6 separate regions of the Homo sapiens genome follow, and regions 1, 2, 3, 5 and 6 are each linked to region 4. The links are chromatin contacts, found by Hi-C or POLR2A ChIA-PET in ENCODE. All regions are on one chromosome and are shown on one strand. Each heading gives the region's core, a stretch centred on a gene start or an enhancer-like site at or near the end of the contact. The rest is flanking DNA. Distances are from core to core; before and after follow the strand shown.

Region 1 (3,269 bases), core at 552-3,051, 1.2 Mb after region 4:
TTGTGCCCAAGGAAGAGCTTCCTAACTGTGACAAAGGAGGTAAAGGAGGTGGTGACATGCCCATCCCTGGGAAATTTTAAACTCAGCTGGCCAGCAAATGGCTCCAGCATGGCCTGGTCTGGGAGTAGGAGACTGAAAGAAATGACCTCCAGCTGTCCCTCTCATGACCAAGGACCTCTGGCTTGTCGTGAGTGTTCTGGCCAGCTGCACAGCACGGATTAATGGGCCAAAGGGAGCCGCTCTCTGATCTGCGCTAAGCTTTTCAGGTTCTGTGGCCACCGCCATCAGCCACAGATTTAATGAGATCCGAGGCTTAATTACCACAGTGCAGGGCTGCCAGCACTCTCTCCTGATGACTTTATCTTGGCTCCTGGAAGGATGGGGGTGACAACAGTGTGTCGGCAGGAGAGGAGAGCCTAAAGCAGGGACTCTGGACCCTGGTGTTTCGGGGGGATGTGGGCTGCAAGAGTAGGGTGGAGGGGGCGACTGCAGGACTCAGTACCTGACCTCAAAGAGCTCACAATGTGTCAAGAGTTAAGACCTCTAATACAGGAGATACCCAAGGCAGTGTGAGTCGACTCACATGTGCGAGGCACACACAGATGTCGGCGGAAACTTTGGAGGCATGAACAAAGCTCCCAGAGGAGGGGCGCTGAAGGGTGGGGGGTGGGGCGTGGGGGAGTGCAGGTTGGAGAAGACCTTGAATGTCAGGCTAAGCAGTTGGGACTTCACTTCATAGGTAGTAGAGGGCCGTTGAACGTTTTTGAGCTGCCTGAACGATCCAAATTTCCTATAGAAGTTTACAGAACTCCTGAGGATGGGCTCTGCCTAACGCCCACTCCCCCGAGAATACTCTCCTTCCATCCCTCACACTTAGCTGCAGCCAGCACTGAACTTAATGCCATACTCTGAAACGTCCTTCACAGTCTCTGTACTCCTGGCTACGTTCTTTCCTTATATCGGGTCTCAATGTTAACAAACATCACTCCCTCTAAAAAGCCTTGCGGACACCGCCCTTTTCCCCCAAGCCTGGCCAGAGGCCCCTTTTCAAGGCTCCCACGCTTGCTGTGTCTCCCCATGAGATCACGGCTCTGTGCTGTCATTATTCATTTGTCTGAATTCTCTGCTAGACTGTGATTCTGTTGAGGCTAGGAGCGGTATCTTGTCCATCAGTGTCGCTAAGAACCAGCATTAGACAGTAATGTGGGATGGATGCGGCCCAGCAGATTACTCGGGTTCCTCCCCTTTCTCTGCCAGGGAGTCTTTTGAGGACAATGGAAAATCACAGGTGTCAACAGATGCAGGCTGGTAGGGAATGTCCCCTTAATTTGAATGATCAGTCTATTATTCTTACAGGAAGCAAAGTGTGCAGAAGACACAAAACAAACTCCAACCTCCTCCCACCTCCTTGAGAATAAAGCGAAGCGGGGACCATTTCTAGGCACGCCTGAGGACTATTTGAGGAGGGTGAGGCGGAGGGTTACGCACGGGACTAAGGCAAAACCCTCCGCTCGAGAGCAGAAATCGCGGCGGCACCTCTTCAGGCCACCAGGGGGAGGAATCACACCGCATCCCAGGCCTTGGGCGGTTTCGCACGACCACGCGGGGCTGGACGGTCGCGTAGAACTCTGGGAGGTGTAGTTTTAGAGTTGTAATGCGCAATCTCGCGCACTGTACATCGGGAATTGTAGTTCTAGATTGAGGAACGAGAAGTGCTTCCAAGCGTCCATTTTGAGCCTTGGAAACTACGACGACCAAAGGGCCACGGGTTCATGGGTCGTTTCTCATTTCCGTCGAGTTAAACGTCTGGGGCTGCTTCTGAGGAATCAGCTTGACTGGGTAAGTTTGATTGGAGAAAACACCTATATCTCAATTGAGCTTCCTGCAGACTTTTGTATTCTGGCCCGGTTTGGGGCCTCGGCGTCTCTCAGTCATAGGAATTGCACATTAATCTTCGTCCTTTACGTTTCCTATTCAGACACCTGTAGCCACCCGCTCCCTTGACCCTCCCACGGTCGCCTCGCACTTTTAACGGCCAGTGCCCCTGGAATCCCCACTGAGCTCCCGTCCCAGGACCCAGCCCCCGCAGCCCCACCTTGGACCCCACAGCCCTACCCTGATTCCTCGGCCCTACCTTCACCCTGCAGCCTCACATCCCTGAACCCCGGGCTTCTTTATGCTCCTCCACCCTTTGTGTACTTTACTCTTACTCTCAGTTTTCTGTTTTTCATGGCGGTGGAAGAAGGGTCCCCATTCCTTCTTTCCGATCCGCGATTACCCTGGACTCGAAGTCAGCAGACCCGGTTCTAGGCCAGCTCTGCCTCTCACCCTCTGTGACCTTGGGCAAATCATACAACTCTGGGACTCAGTTTCTTCCTCTCTAAAACGGAGATGACTGTTGCTCCATCAGTCTCAGGTGAGGAGTGTTGAGGAGCCAACAAGCTAGTATGTGTGAAGATGCCTTGTAAACTGTAAGACCTTCACAAGAGACAGAGATTATTTTTATCACAATTATTAATGCTCTGGAACACTCTTATCAGGCCTCTTCTCTAGCTCTGCCACCTTGTTGCTCAATCTCATCCCTCGAGTGCTTGGTGTCTTCATTGTCTACGAGCTGGATGATATTTCCTCACTTCCTCCAGAGACCAAAGGTCAGGCCAATGAGCTTTTAGTCTTCAGAGAGCTTTGTCTGAAAGGAAGCACAAGAGAAGTGCTTATCTTGGACTGTATCTTGAAATAGCCAGTGATGAAAGTGTCACACAGCTGGCAGAGCAGCAGTCCTCTGCTCACCAGAAACAGGGTCCCAGCAGGAGAGGACAGCTGCAACCTAAGCCCCATCCATTCCCTCTGGGCTCCTCTGGGCCTGTTCAGTAGACACTGGCTTTGGTAGGGGTGTCTGAGGCCTGAAAAGGCTGCTGGGAAAGAATCTGTTTTGCCAAAGGGCTTAATCCAGGAAAAATGAGAGACCTTGGCTAGGAAAGAGAGACATAGCATTGTTAATTAGTTCCTAACATTTTATAAGCACTGAAAATGCACCAGGCCCTAGGCAATATTTTCACTTACGAAGTATCCATTTTACGTATAAGGAACTTGAGAGGCATGTAGTTAAAATAATTATAGTTGCCTCCTATGGTTATAGTACCTTCTATCCATCGAGTGCTTTACATGCATTATTTAATCCTCATCAACAATCTCGTGAGTAGTTACTATTTCTTTTTTTTTGAGATGGAGTCTCGCTCTGTCGCCCAGGCTAGAGTGCAGTAGCGCGA
Region 2 (3,125 bases), core at 43-2,542, 1.6 Mb before region 4:
TGTCCCAATCCTACAATCTTCCTTTCAAATTAGTTCATATATGCTAACCAGAGAAAAACCTTACTAGTTAACAAAGCACGTAAGATTGAACTTCAAAAGGGTAAGAGATGACAGTGAATGCTGAAGCGACAGTCGCCAGTGAAAATGTCCCCCTCCACCCAGAGCAAGTTGATCTAAAAAGGTCATTTTATTGGCTCCTCTGGATTTCCATTCCCTCCCGCTTCCCCTCCCCCATCACATGAGAGTACTTCCAGAGAGTGATCCACGAGGATGAAAAACAAAGGCCTTCTAAGACCTACAGGAAACTAAGGACCTGGAGCGTTTCAAAACCCAATCCACCCCCACCCTTAATGAATTACTCCTTGTTAGCGAAAAAGCTGTTCGCCAGCTGCAAGAACACACCGAAAGGGTCAAAATACTTAAGTGTGCGGCACCTGCGAACTAAGCGGCTTCCGAAAGGTCCTCCGCCCGGGGCGCTTCCCGGAGACCCCGCCCCCACCGCCCCGCGTCCCCCTCCCGGCTCAGGGCCACCGGCGGAGCGGGACTTACCTTTGTTTCCTTGACCTTTTGGTCTCTGCAGGGGAAGGAAACGTCGCCGAGCAGCAAGTTGTCCAAAGGAGAAATGGAAAAGGAAGAACAAATTAAGGCAGGGCCCGAAGGGAGAATAAAGGAGCAGGCCCGAGGGGAGGCGTCAGGAATGGTAGTGAGGAAGAGGCTGAAAATGGGAGGCGGGGGAAAGCGCCAGGCCCGTGGGGCAGGGGAGAAAACGCGGCAGACGCGCCACCGGCGACGCGAGGAACCCAGGGCTTTAAGGAAGGGGAAGGAAACAAGGAAGGAAAACGAGGCCCGCCGAGAGAAGGGAACGCGGCGCGGCCCGGCCCGTGGGCTCCGAGGCCCGAGGAGAAGCGGGAAGAACAGGCTGAGGGAGAGGCGCCGGGCGCGGCCGGCCTGAGAGGCCCGAAACCTGGCCCGCAAGAGACGACGCCTCGGCTCGGCTCGGCCTGCCCAGGAGCGGCGGGCCCGGGCCTAGTCGGGCTCCTTCTCGCCTCACACAATGGCCGAGGCATGCGGGCCGGGCCTGTACCTGCTCCAAGAGGCTGCTGGCCGACATGGCTCTCAGATCCTCACGGGCGGCGACGGCGGCGAACTCTCCTCAGCGCGGCGGCGGCGGCAGATGAGCCCCGTCTGCGGGAGCAGGCGGAGGCTTTTGTCCCTGACACTCGGGGGCCTCGGCGGACGCAGCGGAGACACAGCGCGCGGCTCAGGCTCCGGCTCCGACTCGGCGACGCTCTAGCCCAAGAGCTCAATGCCCGTCTCTATGCTTTTACGCGCGCGCCCGCCCCCCACCGCCTAAAGCAGAGCGCCGAACAGCGGAGGCGGGCGGCGCGCGCGGCGCGAGCGCTGACTCTCACATTCACTCACCCACGCGGAAGGGGCCCGGCGCGAAGAACCCCGGGAAGGGAGAGGCCGGCCGCTGCGCCCTCTGGCGGATTGGAGGAGCGGAAGCCGTGCTCACGGCCTCCCCGCCCCCACCGCCCCAGGATTAAGGCCTAGGGGGTTTGGGACGACCAGGGTCGCACCACGAGGTTTCGACTAACACCTGGAAAGACTAGCTCTGGCTTCAGAAGAACGACAAAAGCCGGTTTCTCAGTGAGGGAGGGGCCTCCGAAGCCCGCGAGACCTTAAAATGAACCTGCCTTCCAGCTGCAAGTGATACCCCACCCCCATCTGGGAGGTAACCCGACCCCTAGGGAGTCACACAGTCCCCAGGGAAACTTCATGGGGGCCCTGTCCGGGAGTGACCCGCCCCCGCCCCCGCGAGGGGCTTGGTCATCCTCTGTTAGCCGACTACAGAAAGAGTACCCAGAGAGCAAAACACACACCGAAAGAATCCAGTCTCCCGCAAAAGAGATTCACCCCTTAGCATTGCAGGAAGGAGAATCTACAATTTATTTTCGGGGAAATCGCTGGCCCCAAGATAATCTGTTAAATTGTGGACTTTATTTCCAAGAAAAATACACCTCATGCATCTACACAAAACTTTCAAGGAGTCCGGAGAACCTATGAATCTTAAGGACCTCAAGAGGGAAGCAAGGAAATTAACATTATTGAAATACCAGCTGTGGGCCAGGCTTTGTTGTTAGGTATTTTCAAACACATTAAAGTCTTTCGACAACTTCAAAATCGCTATCAGTCTTTCGGTTTTTTACGACTGGAAAAACAGAAAGCTTAAGTAATGTGCCCAAGTTTACAAAACTATTAAATAGCCAGGTGTATCTGACACTAACATAATGGTATCTCTCTACCCCTACGAGACTCTGTATTAGGGAACCAGAATATAGGGGAGATGCAAAGGATGGGCAAAAGTATTTTCAATCAGAAGCAAAGCCAACTCATGCAGGAATATTTGATACTAGGAAAGCCCATCTAATAGCTTTTGTTATTGCAAGTACGTCGTGGTAAACAGGTAACTAATGCACTAATTGTCAACCTCGTACTATCCACACGCTGGATATAGGAGGCTTGGGTGGACTCGGTAAAATAAATAACATGGCATCTTGGATTTAACATCATAATTTGGTCAAAGTGCTCAAAGCACTTTTTTTCTCTGCCCATAATCACATTTATGGTAGGAATGAGTAAGGTCAGGCACCAAAGGTGAAGGACTTTTAATGGAGACAGTAAAATGTCAAGTCTGGGAGCATAGATTCCATCAAGGGAATAGAATAAACCTAGTAATACTTCTTTTTAAAGATACTCGGCTACGGCGGGCGCGGTGGCTCATGTTTGTAATCCCAGCACTTTGGGAGGCCAAGGCGGGCCGGATCATGAGGTCAGAAGATCGAGACCATCCTGGCCAACATGGTGAAATCTCGACTCTACTAAAAATACAAAAATTAGCTGGGCATGGTGCCATGCACCTGTAGTCCCAGCTAATCGGAGGCTGAGGCAGGAGAATCGCTTGAACCCGGGAGGCAGAGGTTGCAGTGAGCCGAGATCACGCCATTACACTCCAGCCTGGGCAACAGAGCGAGACTCGTCTCAAAATAAATAAATAAATAAATAACAAATAATAATAATCAGCCACTTAGCTCCATGGCCCAGATTTATGTATAAACTGTAAG
Region 3 (3,135 bases), core at 55-2,554, 1.0 Mb after region 4:
TATTTTAAAATTTTTATGTTTCCTTTTTCCTAGTCATAAGACAGCTGGAGTAAACAATATCTATTTAGTTCTAGGTCATTTTTGCCAACAAAGATCCTGCATATCAAGGGGCTCTCTGACAGAGTTCTTGGGAATTCAACTTACTGAACGGTTTAAAGGCGAGGGCAAAGGCCCTGCACAGAAATGCTCATGTGTTGAATGGAGAAAGTCTAAAGTGGGCTTCCTCAGCGCCCAAAGAATTTCTAGATTATAACCAACTTCATGAACGAATTCTCATTTGTAGATTGTGACCACGGGCTAGAAAAGTAACCTGAGATTGTACAATATTTATTCTGTACAGCTGGGGAAGCAAAAGGCTACTGACCCTAGAGCCTGAGAAGTTGGGATCCACTGCTTTAAGTCTACAGGATAGATTTAATAAAAAGAAATGACTTCTGAGATTGTGTTCAGTCCCACTTCCTCTAACTGGACACCCACCCTTCAAATCGCTACTGAATTTCCTAGTGTCTAATTTCCTGCCACAGAATCCTCTGCGCCGGCTGCACAGCAGACGAGCTTTCCTGCTCTACGGGGATCGCCAATCACATCCACTCAAGGTGGTTCGTGTCTCTGAAGCAGTGCCATGTCCTCTCCAGCCTGGTACAGTCCCCATGGGGAAGAGCACCTTCCTGAATAGGGAGGAGAGAGGTGTTTATGAAACCCGTGGGATCCCGGATCCAATGATGCATCCGATGCGAACCTAAGTGACTTTCGACCGAAAGTGGCGGGCCCTCGCTCCCGCTGCTCTAACCAGGCGCTGGGACGCGAGCCGGCCAGGCCAGACACCTGCCGGCGCCCGGGAAGGGCCAGTCGCGGCCAGAGGTGTTGCCCGACGCGGCGGCTCAGGCCGCGCTCATTGGCCAAGTGTCAGGCCCTCCCCCTCCTCGGCCGTGCTCAGATGAAGCCCGGAGGGGAGCCTCCTGAGCCCCTTCGCTCTGAGGAGCCAGCCCTGCAGTTGCCTCAACTCCTCGGGGCTGGGGGCTGAGGGCCGGGGGGAGGTGGCCCCGGTATGAGAGGAGGCCGCGACTGGGGTCGGTGGCCTGAGGAGCGCAGGGCCTTCCCCAGGATGACTCCGCTGACACGTCTGTGACAAGCCTCCCAGGGAGGGAGGCACATGCAGGGCCATCGGCTCTGCAGCAAGACCTCTCCGCCACGCCGAAAGGCCAGATTTACCTCAGGGTAGACGCTGCCGCTTCTCCCTCTCATGGGCTCTGCAGGCCGCCATTATCGGGCAGCTCGCGCCTCCGCTGCCGCCGCCTCCAGTCAGCAGCCGGCGCGCGCCCCCGTGGTGCGCGCGGACACACCCCCTTACGCCGACGGCCCCGCCCCCCTCCGGCTTTCCGTAGCGCGAGCCGGGACGTTCCGCGCCACCGACGAGGCGCGCGGCCGGCGCTCCGCTCGCCTCCTCCCTCTCTCGAGGATTTGCAGAGCCGGGAGTCGTCGGAGGTGTGCGCGCTCCGGAGCGCACCACTGGTGCTGCTCCCCGCAGGGGTGGCCGGGCTCGGGAACCGCGAGGCCACGCCACGCCGGGGCTCGGCCACCCTCCAGCCGCAGCGGGCGCTCAGGGCCCGCGGCCCCGGGGACCGTCTGCAGCGGCAGGTCCGGGCCTGGGGCTGCGCGCGCCCGGCCGCGGCCTCCCCTCCCTCTACCCGCCCCCTTCCGACCTACCGAGCTGCGGGCTGGGGTGCGGGGCTCGCTGGGGTGGAACGCCCGGTGCATCTTCCGCGCGGGTCTCGGGTGCCTGCGGGGCGCGGTGCTCTTTGGCGGGCCTGCGGGGAGGTGCGGCCCGACCAAGGAGGCCTGGCGTCCGCCCCGCCGGGAGGGAGACTGCAGCTTTTCTCCGAGTCACTGAGCCATGTTTGCGGGCGGTGCAGTTGCGGAGACGGCGGCGGCGGCGGCGGCGCGGGGCTGGGTGCGATCATCTGGGAGGATGCCGTCCCCTGCCCCGCCGGCGCGGTGGTATCTCCCTTAAAGAGGCCGGCGCCTCATTGTTCCCCGGCTGCGGCCGCAGGGAGCCAGGGCCACCTCCTCGGCGTGGGGAGTGAGGGCGCGGAGGCGCCTGCACCTGGCTGCGGTGCCCACGGCGCCCCCCCGCGAGGCTCCTGGTGGAGGGTTGGTCTGCAGTCGGCGCAGGGGAGAGGCCTTGGTCCGAGCCAGGATCCACCGCGCTCCTGCCGCTCTCGGGGCTGGACAGTCAATGGGGTCCCCGCCGCTGCTGCAGTCGCTCGGCTGCCACACGCTGTTAGTCAGATCCCGCACGCTGTTGGCCCCACAGCCAGCCCGGGGTCACTTAGGACCGCATTCCTCAGTCATCCAGTTGTTAGATCAGTAAGCATCCGCCAGAAAAGTCCATTCCTTCTTACTCGATTTATTCTGCACCCATTACTTCTCAGCAGGGTGATGATTCCTCCTCCCAGCGCTCGCTCTGTAAGGCACGATGTACAAAAAATCCCTGTCGCTGTGCTCAAAGATCAACTCATTTTATTTTCTGTCCTTTATGCCCCTTCTCCCGAGAGTCTGGCACTGGGTTAGGTCTTTATATAAATGATCTTGCTTAATCCTAACCAAACCCCACAAGAGTAGGTTTTATTATCCTGTTTTTACAGGTGAGGAAACACCTCTGCCTCTTCTCACTGAAGTGTCTGTTTTGGGATGTGTCTACCTTGAATACCCATTCCTGGTGTAACACACCCTCCCCTTAAAAAAAAAAAACAACAACGGTTCTGTAATCTGTTCAGATTTTTGTCCTGAGTGCCATCCAAGTGTCAAGTCTTCAGCTGTTTGCTGGAAACACTGGTGTCAGCCAAGACTTATTTCCCGCCCTCAAAAGTAGAGGGAAAATATAGAAGGCTCTGCGTAGACAGCTAACTACCTGTGTGGGTTATTGATCCCAATCAGGGGAGGGACCTCTCTCTCGATCAAAGTAGCGTTTTCATTTTGTCTCAGTCATTAAATATCATAGGAACCCTTGCTCTTAAGTCAGCTGCAGATGAGATTTGAAATCCACTCTCGCCCCCAGTTTAGGCTCACTGTTAAGTCTGTGAGGGGGGTTTAGATCTTGTGGGACCTGAAACTTAAATAATTTGGGGTGTCCTC
Region 4 (3,376 bases), core at 341-2,840:
CTCCGCCTTCCGGGTTCACGCCATTCTCCTGCCTCAGCCTCCCGAGTAGCTGGGACTACAGGCGCCCGCCACTGCGCCCGGCTAATTTTTTGTATTTTTAGTAGAGACCGGGTTTCACCGTGGTCTCGATCTCCTGACCTCGTGATCCGCCCGCCTCGGCCTCCCAAAGTGCTGGGATTACAGGCGTCAGCCACTACGCCCGGCCTAGACAATGGTATTTTAAAAAAGCTTTCCAGTGATTCCATTGTACAGCCATGATCCCTTGAACCTCACCAATTTCAACCAAACTATAGGTTCAAATTTAAGTTCCACTACTTAAAGCATGCCACTGTTGTGGGTTGAATTGTGTCCCGGCAAAAGAAGTTGAAGTCCTAATGCCCAGTGCCTATGAAGATGGACTAATTAGGATGCAGTCTTTGAAGATGTTCAGGTTAAGATGAGGTAATTACGTTGGATTTCTAATCCAATGACTGGTGTCCTTATAAAAAGGGGAAATCTGGCTGGGGGTTGTGGCTTACCCCTGTAATCCCAGCACTTTGGGAGGCCGAGGCGGGTGGATCACCTGAGGTCAGGAGTTCGAGACCAGCCTGACCAACATGGTGAAACCCCATCTCTACTAAAAATACAAAAATTAGCTGGACGTGGTGGTGGGTGCCAGTAATCCCAGCTACTCTGGAGGCTGAGGCAGGAGAATCGCTTGAATCCAGGAGGCAGAGGTTGCATTGAGCTGAGATGGCGCCACCGCACTCCAGCCTGGGCAACAAGAGCCAGACTCTATCTCAAAAAAAATAAAAATAAAAATAAAGTGTGGGCGGGGAATCTGGACGCAGAGACAGAGACACCAGGAGAACTCCATGGAATACCAGATAGTCCTAACAAACCACTGGAAGGTAGGAGAAAGGCATGGGACAGATTCTCCCTCATAGCTCTCAGCTGAAACCAACCCTGCCAACACCTAGATCCGACCTCCAGCCTCCAGAACTGTGAGACAATCAATTTCTGTTGTTGCAGCCACCCAGTTTGGGGTGATACTTTGTTACGGCAGCCCTAGTAAGCAATACAACTACTTGCATAGTAGCCAGGGGACTCTCTTCACCTGTTTCCTCATCTGTAAAAGTGGAATTGTAATAATGTGCCAGGGTGCATTCCAAATAGTTTACACGGATTGTCTCAGTCATTACATCATCCCTCTGACATAGTCACTATTACTGTCTCTACTTAACAGATGAGAAAGTTGTGAAACAGGTTAAGTAACTTGCTCAAGGTCACACGGTAACTAAATACATAAACTAATAATACATTCTTCACAGGATTATTCGAAAGCCCTTATGAGACTGCAGATGTGGACGTGAAATCGTTTTGTAAGTAGTCGGCATTTTACTCGCGTTAGTGAGGTTCTCTGTATATTCAGGACTTTTTTTTTTTTTTTTTTTTGTCATCTCTGACTCTCCTTCCTCTTCCTACGCGATACTTCTTTCCCTCGGCGACAGGGGCCGCTGCGCTGGGCGGGTGCCGACGGTCTCTCTAGCCCGCCGCACCGGCTGCTCGCTGGTGCCTATAAGTGACAGCGCCGGGCTCAGCTAGGCTTCAGTCTGCTGCCGCCGGGGCCGGGGCTAGGGTTAGTTCTGGAGCTGGACCAGGAGGAGCTGCAGCTGGGCCGGGGCGGAGCGCCGCGTCGCGCCAGGGCCGCGAGGAGGGGCGTGTTGCTGCTGGCCCACCGCGAGCCGCCCCCAGCCCGCGCCGAGGCGCCTTCCCGCCAGGCCGCCTGCCTTCCGCCTCTTTCCATTTCCCCGGAATCTCAGCCCGGCGCGCCTGGACCCCTGCCCCTCTCTGGGTGGAGAAGCTCCCGGCCGCTTCCCGGTTTCACTCCTTCTCAGCCTGGGCTCCCAGCCCCCTCTCTCCTTTTCCTGGACTGGCTCTCACCCCCTTCGGTCCCCTTCCTTTAGCTCAGGCTCCCTACCCCTTCCTTTAGCCCACAGCCCAGAGTCCCAGCTCCTCAGTCACTTTCCTCAGCCAAAGGTCCCAGCCTTCCTTCTTCCTTTCCTTTGCACTATCCCTATCCTGCCCCTTCCTCTATCCCTAGGGCTCAGTTTCCCACATCCGTCCTCCCCCTTCCCAGGCCCGGAGTTCCAGACCTTTTGGTCTCCTTTCGTGGTCGTTCCTGGGTCCTTGCCCCCTTTCCCCACTTTGGAGTTCCAGATTGCAAACCCAGCCTCCCTCCACCCCCAGAAAATTGCTTCCATGGAAATGCCTCTCTAAAACATGAACTTTTCCTAGAGACTACGCCAGTCTCTCTTCCCACTTGCTGACCCTTTGCTACCTATGTGCCCGGTTTTACTCTCATTTGGGTAAGGTCGAGGCTGGCTCTGGAAGCAGCACCATGGTTCTGCGGTCTGGCATCTGTGGCCTCTCTCCACATCGGATCTTCCCTTCCTTACTCGTGGTGGTTGCTTTGGTGGGGCTGCTGCCTGTTCTCAGGAGCCATGGCCTCCAGCTCAGCCCAACTGCCAGCACCATTCGAAGCTCAGAGCCACCACGAGAACGCTCGATTGGGGATGTCACCACCGCTCCACCGGAGGTCACCCCAGAGAGCCGCCCTGTTAATCATTCCGTCACTGATCATGGCATGAAGCCGCGCAAGGCCTTTCCAGTCCTGGGCATCGACTACACACACGTGCGCACCCCCTTCGAGATCTCCCTCTGGATCCTTCTGGCCTGCCTCATGAAGATAGGTAAGTCCCGTTTGCTCCGATGCTGCGGCCGCCACCAGACTGGTGAGCTTCTTGCCTCATCTCGCACCATTTGAGGCTGTCCAGGAGTAAGGATCTGAACTACCCCCATAAAGTAGGCAGTCTCCATCCTGCCACCTTGGTCCTTCTCAGGCTCCAGTTCTGTGGCTTCTGATCTGTGATCTGAGGCTTCCCAAGATTGGAGCCAGCACTGTGCACAGAAGAGAGCAGGATTAGAGAATGGGATGCCTCTGATCCTAGGTCCCTTCAGTAAGGCTTCCACGACTGGCAAGTCTCCTCTGGCTGGGCCAGACCCCCAGGGGAGCCAGGCACCCCGCTGTGTGTGAGACAGAAAGGAGTGTCTTCTGGCGAGTGGCACATTCTGCTCTGTCAACAGCAACCAGTGCAATTTATGACAGGCTTCACTGGAGCGTGTTCCAGGATGGAGTATATTTCTACTTGGCCTGCTTGAGGAGTTTAAGCATAGTGGAGACCTGGGCACAGGAAACTTACAAGTGTGGTGGAACACAGGGGATCCCCATATTCCCACCTTTCCTTCATCTCCAGAATGTTATCTGTCAGCTTTGCTTGTCCAGGCTAGTTAGGAGCCCCTGAGTCAATTTCCGGCCCAGGAATGCCATACTTTA
Region 5 (3,226 bases), core at 569-3,068, 1.5 Mb before region 4:
TCCAACACCTTCCCATTGCATACTGAATATAATCTCAAGTCCCCATCATAGTCTAGGCTAAAAGGTCCAGACTATAACAAACCCCTGCCTACCTCTCCAAACTCATTGTCTTTCCCGGTTACCAAAGCTCCAGCCACCTTGGCCATCTTGGTCCTTGAGTAAGTGTTTTCCTTACTGAAGACCATGGCTCAGGCCATCAGCCAGCTAGATAAGTCTGGCTTATTCCAGTATTCTCTTCTATCACCCTTTTGTGCAGTTGCTAATGGTCTGTTTCCCACTCTAGGTTGCAAACTTTCTAAGGACAGAGATCATCCGTCTTAGCCACCAGTTATGTACTCAGCACATAGCAAAAGGCTTGTCACACAATGAGACTCAAACACTTGTCAAATGAACGTATATACATTCAACCTGGGTCTTAAAAAAGATGTATAGGCATTCAACAACAAAAAGTGGTATGCCGGACCCTAAAAAGAATGGAGAGCAGTGGCAAGGAAATAAGGCTAGGAATACAGCTTAGAGCCCAATGTTCATGAGGACTTGAATCTGAGAATTTGGATTGGGTGGCAGTGTAGAGGGTGGACTGGGAACGTGGTAGGATGAGGATTAGGAAGATATAAAGACAGGGCAGGATGCCGCACCAATCTGGGCACCTCTTCCTAATTTCTATGTGGCTCACTCTGGCCTGTCACAGCTCTTTATACAATTTTTGGTGTGTTTGTGGGTTCTTCTCCATCTTACTGTGAACCTTACAGATGCTGGAATTGGGTCTTACTTGCATGCCTAACATTCCAGCATACAGTAAAAAATAACAGCTGTTCTCTTTTTTTTTTTTTTGAGACAGAGTCTCGCTCTGTCGCCCAGGCTGGAGTGCAGTGGCGCGATCTCGGCTCACTGCAACCTCCGCCCCTCCAGGTTTAAGCAGTTCTCTGCGTCAGCCTCCGGAGTAGCTGCGATTACAGGCGCATGCCACCACGCCCGGCTAATTTTTTGTATTTTTAGTAGAGACGGGGTTTCACCATCTTGGCCAGACTGGTCTTGAACTCTTGACCTCGTGATCCACCCTCCTCGGCCTCCCAAAGTGCTGGGATTACAGGCGTGAGCCACATAACAGCAGTTCTCACCAAGCATCTGACAGCCGAAAAACTGAAAGCATTAGAGAATGCTACAGGACAGGCTTTGGCTTAGTAGTGAGTTCTGAGTTCAAGCTGAGGCTCTGCACTTATTAGCTAGAACTTTGCTTAATCTCTCACAGGTCTCCTCTAAATGATTAAATGGCGTAACGGAGGTAAGCGGATTAGCACAATTCCCGGCAAACAGTAAGCACTCAATTGTTACTACTGAATTGCCAGTTCACAGGCACAACCAACCGATCTCTCTCATCTCCTGGTTCCTCTGTTGCCAACTTCCTCGTTGAGGTCCAACAGGATACCTGTGGGGTAATGTGTCCCAGATGATATCCCAGTCCTGACACCAAGACAAAGGCACCAACCAAAAATGGCGACCTCAAAGCCATCCGAGGGCGTCAATTACCCGTCATGCTACCGATAGATAAATAAGCAGCGTCGGGAAGAAAAGCTAGTGAAGGATTCTTAACGCCGGGTTGGAATACGCAGAGCTCGCTCATGCTGCCACTCAACCACAAGCAGTTAAAAGCGCAAGCTGCAGGGTGTACCTACACACAGCTCAATATCGCCACCACGTGTCGGAGGGCAGTCTGCGCCTGCGCAAGCGAGGCGCGCGCCCGCCGGCCGGAAGAGCCGCGCGTTTCCGGGTTGGAGGCGGGGAGCGGTGCCGGAAGTAGTCGGGGAGGGCCGCGCAGTCGGACCGGCTGCTGAGACGAACGCTTCACTGGGGCAGTCTCTGCATATCATGGGGAGATAGACGCTGCTGCCTGTGAGTCTTGGGCCCTGGCAGTTGAGGAACAAGAGCGGGAGGAGGGAGTCAGGACCCAGACCTACAGTGGGTCAGTGTTCGAAGGACCAGGTTGTGGACGAGACGGGGCTGTGAGGATTCAGGCTCTTGGGAAGGGACTGACTGAGAGGATCAGGCTCGGAGAAGACGCGGCTGTGGGGACCCGGGCTCTAAGACGGGACTTAGGGAACGGGGACGGATGCGAGTTCTCCGGCATCTGAGGGAAAGTGGTCTGAGAGGAGCAGGATTATGAGGACCCGCACTCCTACGAGGAAAGGGTCAGAAAGGAACGGGGCGTGAAGACACAGGCTCCGGAGAGGTAAAAGTGGAGCGGTGAGGACTTGGGCTCCTAAGAGGCAGAAGCGGGACAGTGAAGACCCGGGCTCCTAAGGATTCAGAAACGGGGCAGCGAAGACTTAGGTTCCTGAGGGGCAGAAGCAGACAGAGAAAACTTGAGTTTGGAAGGGAACAGAAGCGGGCAGTGAAGACTGGGGCTTCTTTGGGGACGGGATCCGGGCTTTGAGACTCCGAGTTCCTGAGTCTCGGAACAGGGCTGTGAGTACCCAAGCTCCTAAAAGCCTTGGATCTAAGGGACCATGGATATGAGATCAGCCTACAAAGTAAAGGGAAAGGGTTTGGAAAAGATTTAGTGATCCATTTTTTCACAGTATTCCCTGAACCCAGAGAGATAAAGGACGTATTCAGGGGAAGACAACTTCTCCTTCGCACTGCCTACTTGGCTCTTGGCAAGCTTTTCTTGTGTCAGATACTCAATCTAGGAAGCCCATATGCAAACATCTTCATTTTCTGCTTCATTCTTGGGAATCAGATGTGAAGTTGAAAACAGTTGGAACTCAGTTATGTACTTGATAAGTGCTTTAAATCCCATTCCACTCAACCCTGAATGAGCACAGATCTCTGCATCTCAAATAAAAGAATGTCAGTGATGGAAGAGTCCCAAAAGATCATCTTTTAAAAACTCCTATTTTACATTTAAGAAGGCTAAGGTTCAAAGAGGCTTAGGATTACAGTGAGGCAATGGTTAGTTAGATCATAATTTTAATACAGTACCCTTCTGTGCGTAGCAAATGAGATGCTTGGTTAATGTTCCTTAAATGCTTCTAGAATCTTTGCTTTATCTTCAAACTCAGGAGGGAATTTTTTTTTTTTTTTTTTTTTTGAGACAGGTTCTCTCTCTGTCGCCCAGTCTGAAGTGCAGCGGCTCAGTCTTGGCCCCGTGCACCTCCAACCTCCTAGGCTCAAGCAGTCTTCCCACCTATACCTCCTGAGTAGCTGGAACTACGGGCGTGTGCCA
Region 6 (3,516 bases), core at 717-3,216, 1.1 Mb before region 4:
ATCCCTTAGAGATACTGTAAAATCCCCATGGGAAGAAACCACAGATCAGAGAAGTGATTACTGGCTAAGCCACACACTGCAAGTTAGCAGGAGGGCTGGGACATGAACCCAGCACTCTTGCTCTCTAGTGTTCAGGTGTTCTCAATAGTAACATTATTTCCATCTTTCCAAAGAAGTCACACAGCTGAGAAGCTGCAGGAGAAGAGCCATTCCTCCACATGGCGCTCCTAAATCACGGCAGAGAAGGGTAAGCAAGCTAACAAAAACCAGGGCACAAACTATACACCGACGGAGGTAGGATCCCCAGAAACCACGTTACTAAGAGAAAAGCAGGGATTTTCCTGGGGTCATAGCACTCCACCAAATCCCAGGTCCAGAATACAACTTCCACCACACTCTAGGCCTGTAAACTAAAGCAACTAGAAGCTCCTAGTGCCGTGCAATCTCCGAAATCATAAGGCCAAAGAACAAGATATTCAGTGGGGTTAATGAAGAAAGCCTCTTTCTGAGCCCATCGTGGGCCTCAATGTTCTTCCTGTAAAATGGGGCTATAGCGTAGCTTGTATTGCTGGTTTAGTCCTGAGGACTTAGGTTAAAGGCGAAAAAAACTCAGAGCCTGGTATCTAGTAGGTGCATAATAAATGATAAGATGTCCATTATCGCTGCTGCTGGTAGTGGTGGGGGAGTGCGAACTGTCAGTCTGGTTAGGTCCAGCCTAATTCCCGGTCTCCCTGCAAAGCCCCTGCGGGCTATGCCGGGATGCGAATGCGGGGGGGTGGAGGGGAGCGGCGCGAAGGGAGGGTGGGGGAGGAATTTCTGGAAAACAAACTTCTGGGCCTTCAGACCACTTACTTAGCAGGGCGCAGCCTAACCCGCGCTTGGCTTCGGAAGCCGCGACCAGGGTTGTCCCCTCTCCCCCCAGCTTTGGCTGCCGCCGCCGCGTACCGGGCGGCCCGCCAAGCCCCCAGAGCCCCTGCGCTCTCCCTCCAAAGCAGGAGTGCGGTGGACATAGGATGAGGTCGACTTTCACTGGCCAGTCCCAGGTGCCTACGCCCCGCGCTGGGGGACAGGAGCCGGGAGGCACCCCAGGAAGGGTCCTCTGCCCGCCGGCCCCCGCGAAGAGGAAGGGACTCCGCGGAAGGGGGCGGGGAGGAGGAGTGGTCTGGCCGCTCCGGCCGGGATTTGCCTGGACTTGAAGACGCTCAGGAGCCCAAAGCTCGGAGAGCCTCCAGAAGGCTTCTCCCTCATTGGCCAGGAGTCCGAGGGAGCCGAGGAAGGATCCGCGGCCCTGGGGTGGGGCGGTGAGGGAGAGGGGGAGAGGGAGGGAGGAGGGGGAGAGGGAGGGGGAGAAGGAGGGAGAGGGGAGACAGAGTGGGGGAGGGGTGCCGAGGGCCGCGGCTGCCAGTTGATGCAACCCGGGTCCCGGGTTACGCGCTCGGCTTTCCCTCCCCGAGCCCAGGACACACCGACTCAGCTCCGGACAGCCTGAGGCTCAGACGCGGTTCGGGGTTCCAGGGAAGAGGGGCGTCGCGCGGCCGCCGCTTACCTCTCCGGGGCCCGAGTCGCCGACGCCGCCCGGGGCGAACCGCAGGTAGTCCTTGAGCTCTGCGCGGCACTCGGAGTCCGCCACGATCATGGTGCGCGCCAGGACCCGGTCGCGGCTCGCCGACGACCCGTGCACCCGAGTGGGTTTCGGAGGGACGCCCGAATGAAGCCGGGACTGGGCGCCGCCGGGGAGCTTCTAGAACCCCGGGGCGTCTCTCGGGGCTCCAGAACGCTCCGGAATCCGAGAACGGCCGCTTTGGTGCTGGACTCTTCCCCCAGTCGGGCTTCGGGAACGGCGAACGGCCTCGGGGGCCTGGGAAGGGCCGCAGCGCAGGGGTTTTCACGGCCTCGGAAGTCCGCAGGGGCCAGGGCTGCTCCCGGACCCAGCGCTCCTCAGCATCCCCGCCGCGGAACTGCCAGCGCTCGCCGGGCTCTGACACCAGCAGTTCAGCCCGCTGCGGTCCCCGGGGGAGGGCGGGGACACAAAAGCCCGGCGGTCCAGCCAATCAGAGGTCTGTTTCCCCGGGGAGGCGGGGGAAACTCCGCCCCCTGGAGTCACGGGCTCCGCCAATCAGCACCGGGGAGCGCCCGGAATTCTGGGAGTTGTAGTCCGCCTCGGGTGAATGCTGCAAACTTTTGCAAGACGGTTTAGTCAGATCCCTGGCAACACCAGACGGCAGTGACAGCCCTAAGAGTCATTAGGGTTGCGTGATGAAAAGGGACTTCACTGGGCTAGGCCAAACAGCCGAGTGTGAAATCTCCTAAATGAATTCTTCATCTTTTCAGTTCCTGGAGGGACTGGCTAGGGTTAAGAGAGGTTTGGCTCGCGTCCTATCCGGTGCTGCTAATTATAGAACTGAACCCCAGATATTTAGAGGTCAGAGGGCACAACCCTGCTCCCCCTGGCCTCGGGGAAGCTCCAAAGATGCGAGACACAGGGAATTCACCTTATTTGTGGAGCCTCAGGAAAAGCCTTCATTCCTTGAAATGTCATTGGTAACTTCGTGTGGAACCTCAATCCCTATTGCTGGAAGTTTTCTTCCTTCTGCTACCCGTCCTGGCTTCCACCCCTCCCACCCTCCTCGAAACTTTGTAACAAGGTGTTCTGCTGGATCTTTGCTCACCTCTCCCTCTGGCCTTCTCTGACTCCTCTTTCACCACCCACTTCCTAAAACGTGGGTGCTTCCCCAGTTTGTTTTTGCCCCTCTTCCCTCCAGACACTCTCCCTGATCTCATTCACTTCCTGGCCTTCAACTCGCCTCTTGCCAGAAAGTTGCCTCTACCAACACCTCAGCACCTCCAAGCTAAATTCATTTTCTATTCATTTCAAACGGAGCCTCTTCCTTCACAGTTTTCCTTCAGAGCTCCTTTTTTTGTTTCCATTTTAAAGTTATTGTTTATTCTAGACAGGGAATCCTGCCAGGGGTGAGGGTGGATAAGACCCCCAAGTCCCCCTCTGAGACTTCTAAGTCTAAGCTTACAATTCCAAAGATGAAACCGACTTGGTTTCCTGCCTCCAGATTCTTGGGAAAAAGAGATTAATCTCACCCTCCCCTGAGCTCCCAAGGCACTTGAGCTGGATCTCTTTTCACATGTATCACATTCTACCTAGTTTTTTTTGTTTTTTGTTTTTTTGTTTTCTGTTTTTTTGTTTTTGTTTTTTGTTTTTTAGTAAATAGAGACAGGGTCTCAATATGTTGCCCAGGCTGGTCTCAAACTCCTGAGCTCAAGCGATTCTCTCACCTCAGCCTCCCAAAGTGCTAGGATTATAGGCATGAGCCACCATGTCCAGCCACATTCTGCCTTGTATTGTAATTTTCTATGTACATGTTTTATCTGACCCTTTTTTCTTTTTATTAGTATTGTTTTTTAGAGATGGGGTCTAGCTCTGTCACCCAGACTGGAGTACAGTGGCATGATCATAGCACGCTGCAGCTTCAAATTCCTGGGCTCAAGCGATATTCCCTCCTC

Evidence for each region. Hi-C counts contacts between places; a loop is a spot of excess contacts on that map. ChIA-PET counts read pairs that join two places held with the same protein, here RNA polymerase II (POLR2A). Pooled maps may share reads with other maps.
Region 1: a pooled map shows a loop between it and region 4 (13-fold over the local background). The contact joins the promoter of PAFAH2 here to the promoter of SLC9A1 in region 4. A Hi-C loop is called at or near these places in 5 of 50 pooled maps. POLR2A ChIA-PET finds 5 or more read pairs at or near these places in 2 of 52 experiments (activated B cell and activated T-cell).
Region 2: a loop to region 4 is called in a map of CD8-positive, alpha-beta T cell, with 20 times the contacts of the local background. The contact joins the promoter of YTHDF2 here to the promoter of SLC9A1 in region 4. A Hi-C loop is called at or near these places in 2 of 168 maps with a recorded cell type or tissue (CD8-positive, alpha-beta T cell and natural killer cell) and 7 of 50 pooled maps. POLR2A ChIA-PET finds 5 or more read pairs at or near these places in 1 of 52 experiments (HEK293T).
Region 3: a pooled map shows a loop between it and region 4 (4-fold over the local background). The contact joins the promoter of PDIK1L here to the promoter of SLC9A1 in region 4. A Hi-C loop is called at or near these places in 2 of 50 pooled maps. POLR2A ChIA-PET finds 5 or more read pairs at or near these places in 2 of 52 experiments (AG04450 and naive thymus-derived CD4-positive, alpha-beta T cell).
Region 5: a pooled map shows a loop between it and region 4 (4-fold over the local background). The contact joins the promoter of TAF12 here to the promoter of SLC9A1 in region 4. A Hi-C loop is called at or near these places in 5 of 50 pooled maps. POLR2A ChIA-PET finds 5 or more read pairs at or near these places in 5 of 52 experiments (A673, BJ, GM10248 and 2 more).
Region 6: a loop to region 4 is called in a pooled map, with 5 times the contacts of the local background. The contact joins the promoter of SESN2 here to the promoter of SLC9A1 in region 4. A Hi-C loop is called at or near these places in 3 of 50 pooled maps. POLR2A ChIA-PET finds 5 or more read pairs at or near these places in 4 of 52 experiments (B cell, GM12878, Panc1 and 1 more).

The regions. Positions count from the first base shown.
Region 1 is chr1:25,996,595-25,999,863 of GRCh38, reverse strand. It overlaps PAFAH2 (platelet activating factor acetylhydrolase 2), which reads left to right and starts at 1,801. Exons shown (of 11, transcript NM_000437.4): 1 at 1,801-1,839. RefSeq lists enhancers at 1,656-1,705, 1,716-1,805, 1,976-2,055.
Region 2 is chr1:28,735,107-28,738,231 of GRCh38, reverse strand. It overlaps YTHDF2 (YTH N6-methyladenosine RNA binding protein F2), which reads right to left and starts at 1,292. Exons shown (of 5, transcript NM_016258.3): 1 at 1,085-1,292; 2 at 550-574. The coding sequence starts at 1,111. RefSeq lists enhancers at 686-795, 678-1,576, 1,896-1,945, 2,476-3,125.
Region 3 is chr1:26,109,993-26,113,127 of GRCh38, reverse strand. It overlaps PDIK1L (PDLIM1 interacting kinase 1 like), which reads right to left and starts at 1,304. Exons shown (of 3, transcript NM_152835.5): 1 at 1,213-1,304. RefSeq lists enhancers at 541-650, 1,031-1,260 and silencers at 1,311-1,950, 2,011-2,290.
Region 4 is chr1:27,153,339-27,156,714 of GRCh38, reverse strand. SLC9A1 (solute carrier family 9 member A1) reads left to right here and starts at 1,590. Exons shown (of 12, transcript NM_003047.5): 1 at 1,590-2,732. The coding sequence starts at 2,381. RefSeq lists an enhancer at 196-695 and a silencer at 1,641-1,870.
Region 5 is chr1:28,641,659-28,644,884 of GRCh38, reverse strand. TAF12 (TATA-box binding protein associated factor 12) reads left to right here and starts at 1,818. Exons shown (of 6, transcript NM_005644.4): 1 at 1,818-1,893. It overlaps TAF12-DT (TAF12 divergent transcript), which reads right to left and starts at 1,629. Exons shown (of 2, transcript NR_146730.1): 1 at 1,122-1,629. RefSeq lists a silencer at 1-268.
Region 6 is chr1:28,257,968-28,261,483 of GRCh38, reverse strand. SESN2 (sestrin 2) reads right to left here and starts at 1,966. Exons shown (of 10, transcript NM_031459.5): 1 at 1,547-1,966. The coding sequence starts at 1,636. RefSeq lists silencers at 1,056-1,115, 1,896-2,105 and enhancers at 1,375-2,223, 2,216-2,395.